2 separate regions of the Mus musculus genome follow, and region 2 is linked to region 1. Evidence: chromatin loops called from intact Hi-C (ENCODE). Cell type or tissue: left cerebral cortex. All regions are shown on one strand. Each heading gives the region's core, and the rest is flanking DNA. Links, peaks and the distances in the headings are about the cores only.

Region 1 (2,919 bases), core at 322-2,821:
GCAAAATGGCATCAATTGTCACCCAGTGGCTCTCACAGAACCCTTTCCGCCACTGACCCTTGGAGGGTGCTTACAGCTCGACGGACGCAGTCTGAGTCAATACAGCGCGGTGGCGCGCCTCAGCTCCCTCCCTCTAGCCCTCGCCTGCTCGCTCCCTCCCTCCTCGGATCTGACAACGTCCCCCATCAGCCACTCACCCATTGCTCTGAGCAGTACACCAACCCGGCCCCAGTTCCGCACTCCCAGAAAGAAACTTTTTTCTTGTTCTCACTGAGCCGGCCTGTCGCTGCTCCAAGCCGAGGGTGCCTTGGCTTCTTCCCGGGAGGAGGCGACAAGAGTGCCAAAGGAAAGAGTAAAAGGAAGTCTGTGCCGGGCTGAAAGAGGCTTGAGTTCTGCATTTCAATCTAAGCAGCAACGTGGGCTGGGCTGAGCAGGGCCGGGCGGCTCAGTCTATCACTCACTTGTGACACACCCCAAAAGAGGTGGGCCCGCGAGCAATCTGCGTTGTAATTGGTGCAGGCCGGTGAGTGACAGCTCAGTCCGGGAAACTCCTTCCGCCGTCTGTTTCTGGCTGGCTCCGCACCTGGGTGACTAAATACAATGAATAAGAGTGTTTGACGTCTTCCCAGGGGCGCCGCAAACAGAGTGCAAAATCAAGCTGATAAAAATGCTGAATAAGCGAACAGAAGCTTTGGTCTCGGTTTGAATAACTTTAAGTGGGTAGAGACCGAGGACACCTTTTGGGGAAGAGATGAATTTGTCAAATTAAAGTTGGAGGTTAGAGCTCTCAGAGAACAAGTGGCACGACCCTTAAGGGATGACTGAGAACTACCTGTCATGCTGACCTTTGGGGACTGTCAGAATCTTGTCCACAAATTCTATCTCCTTCCAGTTCACTCAGGATGGGGAGAAGTCGAGTGGAGGAGGCGCTTGAGGTGTAAGGACAAGAGACTCCTTCCCGTACCCCGCCCGAAGTGGTTAGTCCAGCAGTGAGGGGCTAAACCTCAGTCAAGCAGGATCCTAGCAGAGGCCAGGTGCAGTGAGGAAAAAAAAATTAAAAAACCAGACTAAAGAGGAGCACAGGACGTCCACGGGGAAGGAGGGTTGATCCCCGGAGCGCTGGTGGCAGTGGCCACGTCCATCCCATCCCACCCCCTTGCATCACTCACCCAGGGTCCTGGTTTCCGTGTGTAAGAATTTGCCAGGGTTCTCAACACCATAGAGCCACCTTGAAAGGTTTGATTTTAAATATGAAAGTCAGCCCCAAGGAGGTACCCGCTGACACTGCCTCTGAGCATCTGTATGTAATTCCCCGCGACTTCAGCTTAGCTACCACAGATGCTGTGTGGTTCTGCCTACCTGGGGATTTTTCACTTTCATTCACCCAAATCCGAAACGGATAGAAGAGTTTGGGACAGAGAAATGCATTTCTTTATGGAGACAAGGTTGTGACGTATGTGGACGAAATAAGGAAGAGAAGCATTGTGAATGGATTCGGGTATTTGTGTGACACCGGAAAGTGGATGATATTACTTCGTCTCCATCACAACAGCCCTCTCTTTAACACATATCCAGGATGTAGGTGATGCGCGCACTCTCCCGAAGGTTCTGCACACAAAGAAATCAGAGGAATCCCGATGTTCACCAGTAAATGACAAGAGCCCAGGACGTCTAGTAATCAGTCTTGGAGCTGACCATTGATCTCCAGGCATCTGCTTCTGTGGTGGGTGTGCACCCTGAATTCAAGTTACAATCAAGTTAAGGATTGAAAGATTACTTCAAATGTCTTTTATTGCAGTCAGGTATTTCCACAATGAGGCTTCACAAATAGAAATACTTGAACATAGCCCCCCCCCCCCTTTATTTGTTGGTTTCAGATGTTCAAAGTCATTTCAAGGCTCGACTTTGTGGTTTCATCCTTGTCTCCGCTCAATACTTGTATTGCGTAGTCAGGTGCTTTATAACAAGGAAAGCCAAGATTTCAGAAGCACCCCCAGCCCCATGCTATAGTATAAATTACTTGCAACTCAGAGACTGAGTGGAGATCAGAACTTCGCCTGAGACTTGCTCACAGAAGATACTGTGCTCTGCTCCGTGATGAGGAACCTTCATCCTCACGGGCAAGAAGTGTTCTCTGAGTGTGCTCTTTGCTCTACTTCCGTGCACCCACTGAGTATTTCACACCCTTCTGAACTGGTGTACAGAGATAGTGCCCCAGCCCGTGTGGACTAGCAAGATGTGGTGTCCTAATGAGAATCTAGCTACATCAACCCGGAGTGATCAAGAGACCTGTGTGTCTAGTTTGGGGTTTAGTACATAACATCTACTGCCGCCCCCTTTAGCTGTCGCACACCTCCCTTGCTCTTGCACAGGTCTACTGTTGGTCATCTATCGGTTTTTTTTTTTTCTTTCTATCTGTTGGACCTGGCTGTTGGTGATCTCCCTGGGCATGCGCGGACAGCATTTTACTGGGTCTCCTCAGTGTCCCTCAGGCTCTCCTACCAGAATATTCTTGGAGGCCCAGAATAAATCAACCTTGGGCACTTTGGGCCACTTTCAGCGCCCATGACCACCCGGTGCTTAGAGACCTTATAAACCGAAGATGCTGGAATAGAGGAGAGCCATGTCATCTCCAAGAAGGGGCCTGTGAGGAAACTCCCCTTCCCAAGCAAGGGCACACAGTGCCCTAGGGATCAAGTAGCCACAGATCCCAGGAGTCTTAGCAAAAACCAGGAGGGCGGAGATGTGTGAGGTGAGAGACAAGAAATGAAGGAGTGGGTAGAAGAGGGTAGGAGATGGAGAAGAGAGCCCTCCAGTGAGCCCTAGTGGACATAGAGATGCAGGACTTCAAGAAAGAGCAAGGGTCACTGAGGTCCAGGGCCCCTGGTTACTGAGATCTGGATCCAAGAGGTCATGGGG
Region 2 (2,919 bases), core at 189-2,688, 290 kb before region 1:
TCATCTTTGCTACAGGGAATTAAGACTAGGTTTCTTAGCCTGCTTTTTGAGTGTTAGTCTTGTATTCACTGGGAAACACTGATGGGAAGTGTGATCTAATGTCCTGCTTCCATTTTCCAAGAAGCCATTCTGATTAGACTTTGCAGTACTTTCAAGTCTGGACTGAGCAAGCTGTGCCGAACCTAGGGCCTCCGTGTAAATGGGCAGCCCTTAACTAAACCAAGTTTACAGGAAGTGATAAGTTTTTACATTTTGAAAGTGGAGAGGATTGTTATTAAAGCTTTGTCTCATTGGGCGTATAGGATAAGACATATGAACCTTAGGTTGGACTATAATTAAAGACAACAAAGCAAGGCTTACCCACGAGCAAGAATATGCTCCTGGACAGTTCTCATGTATGAAGGAAACTTTAAGCCAAATGTCTATAAGAATGCAAGTGCTTGATGAACTAAAGAAAATCTAGCACCAATAAGGGAACACTTACATTTTAAAAATCAAAGTCACCATTCAGTTACAGAAACTTGACTCCCAAATTACCACCATGCAAGCCCAGTATGAATTGGCCCTTCTGTGTCTGTACAGAACAGTTATTACCCACCCACGCCCCAACTACCACAAATATAGGCACAAATTAAAACTTGGGAAACGAACTAACATCCATACATTAAAATCTTTTCTTTAGGGAACCATAGATGCTGGCAGTTAGGGGGGACCCTAGCGTGAGTTTATTTGAGGAGATGGGCTGATGTTTCTCTCCATGACAGATGTAGCAGTTATTGTGTCTTTCCTTCTGTCCGCTTATGAGCCCATTGGTCACTTCTGAGAAAGAAACTTCCACAGAACCATCCTTTCCCCAGTCCCTAGGATGAGAGTTTAGTGGGGATGGGGCCCAGGGTTTACATTTTTCTATTTAACATGTCACAAATGGAAAGTGACTATCCCCCTACATGTAATGTTTGGCAATATTAAAACTCCAAGTTTAGTCCCAACTAGTCCTAAATATTGTTTGGTGACTTATGACCAGATAAAAACAAGACTTCAAGCATACAGCATGCTACTTAATTTCATAACGTTTTTTTGGCTGGTTGGAAAGAGACTAGTGTGATCCTGTTTGGGTAAACATACGATGGAAAAGGGCATTGCATGATCCTTACATTTATTGTGACATTTCCCCGGCTGCTGGTTGCATTCCTCCCCAGCGCTTTCACCACCTTCCAAGATTTCTTTCTTTCCCTGCAGAAGATTAAAGTCACGATATTTTGTTGCATAACTAGACACAATCACTGAAAATACTTTTCATTTGTCTTTCTTTCAAATATGTGTGATAAAAAGCCTAGATTAAAATAATTAAAAAGTTTTCCACAGCAAGCCTCCGAGGCAAAAGCAGAAAACTGTAGTACCGTCTATCTCCACTAGGTGCCAGCACGGCTCTGCTTCCTGTTCCAGTCCCTTCAGGGACAGTTTTCTTACTCCCTGGTTACTAAACTCTTGTACCTGCGCAGAGAGTATTTTTATTTGCTTACTTTGTTCCTGGAATTTTAAAAATTTAGCCAAAATTATTCATATCACAATAACTTATTGCTGAACATTTTAGATAAAAGAATTAAAACAGGTGCTGTCCCATTGAATTCTAGGAATTGGAAAATGAATTTAGGTCTCAAAAAAGCAATTTCCTTTCTTGTTCGACTTTTGTGAGTTTAGTATTGATCATAAAAGACGAGCTACGCTTAAAATAAGTGAAAATAAAGAACATGGGTAATATAAATAAACGGAAAATGATGCTAAAATAGTTGCAACGTATTGAGAGCAAAATTTTCCAAGTTTTGTTTTTGTAGGGTTACTTTCGAAGTTGATACAGTTGTTTATCGCTTGGTGTTGTGAATATAACTTCATACACCTTTGCTTTGTTTCATCTAATTATACTTTAACTTAATTTGGAGAGATTCTCAACATGTCACACATTTTTATGCTAACTTTCGCTTGTTATAGCAGGTTGGAAGCAAACCGTAAAATAAGCATTTAAACCACGCATCACACACGTTTCTAAAAGGTTTCCTTATTTCCCTGAGTTTCTAGAAACAAACCATGAATTTTTTCTAAATTCAATAAAAGTTCGATTTTATTTAATTTTATATATTCTAAACTACACAGGGAGAACACAATATAAAAATTTTATGCAGTAACTAAGTATACACAAAGACCTTCATTTTAGAAATCACCACTAAAGCCCTAAGCAATAGGATAAAATCACTTATCTAAAGCTGGGATCTACGATTGAAGATTTATATTAAAAGTACACGATCTTAATTTGAATTTCTTGGTGGAGTCATCTTGATATTTTAAAAGCTAGTTCTGTTAGTGTAGTATTTCTGTTTCCATTGTCAAATACATAGAAGATATTTTCTCAGCACTATTTTGTGTAATTTAAAAACAAAAAAGTCACAAAATGTGGGCATCTTAAAGTGTATATTTAAACTAATGTAATGAATAGATTTTTTTTTAAATTGATAGAGGATTTCTTTCATCTGCATTATGGGAGATCTGCTGGCTGATCTCCCTGGTTGTGTGCACTTCAGGAAAGACTTTGCTGTGTCCTCCCTGGTTCCACATTACTTCGTTTCTTTGTGTCAGAATTCTTGGTTTTTTTAAAAAAAAAAAAAAAAAAAAAAAAGCTTGGTTTATTCTCTGCATTACTTTCTGAACCTCCGTGCTGACATCCACAGTACAGCATTCTTCTCTTCTTTGGATTCATTTGTTCCTTTGACTCTGCAAAAGTATCTGCGTTCTTAAGAAGGCAAAGGGACGGGATGAAGTGCTGCTTAATCTGAAACAGAGGTCCTTAAACTCCTTCTCAGAAGCAAGATCGAATGACCTAGCCAGTCATTCTAGATCTGCATTTCCTTCCCAGCACTTTTCTTG

Evidence for each region. A loop is a pair of places that touch in the nucleus more often than their neighbours do. Peaks named below come from ENCODE experiments on the same cell type or tissue, not always from the same donor. Only the 100,000 strongest peaks of a DNase experiment are listed, where the experiment ranks them.
Region 2: it touches region 1 in a loop (3-fold over the local background); 24 of 42 quality-filtered maps call a loop at or near these places.

Annotation. Positions count from the first base shown.
Region 1 is chr12:56,693,143-56,696,061 of GRCm38, reverse strand. Pax9 (paired box 9) reads right to left here and starts at 591. Exons shown (of 4, transcript NM_011041.3): 1 at 198-591. The coding sequence starts at 201. It overlaps Gm15524 (a long non-coding RNA gene), which reads left to right and starts at 1,295. Exons shown (of 3, transcript XR_003950120.1): 1 at 1,295-2,919. In left cerebral cortex, for the core only: no CTCF peak of the experiment used is centred there; DNase peaks (open chromatin) are centred at 417 and 1,485.
Region 2 is chr12:56,984,747-56,987,665 of GRCm38, reverse strand. All of the region lies in intron 1 of Slc25a21 (solute carrier family 25 (mitochondrial oxodicarboxylate carrier), member 21), which reads left to right. Among named protein-coding and RNA genes, the nearest start is that of Gm30001, 88 kb to the right of the region's middle. In left cerebral cortex, for the core only: a CTCF peak has its summit at 1,406 (motif pointing right); a DNase peak (open chromatin) is centred at 1,409.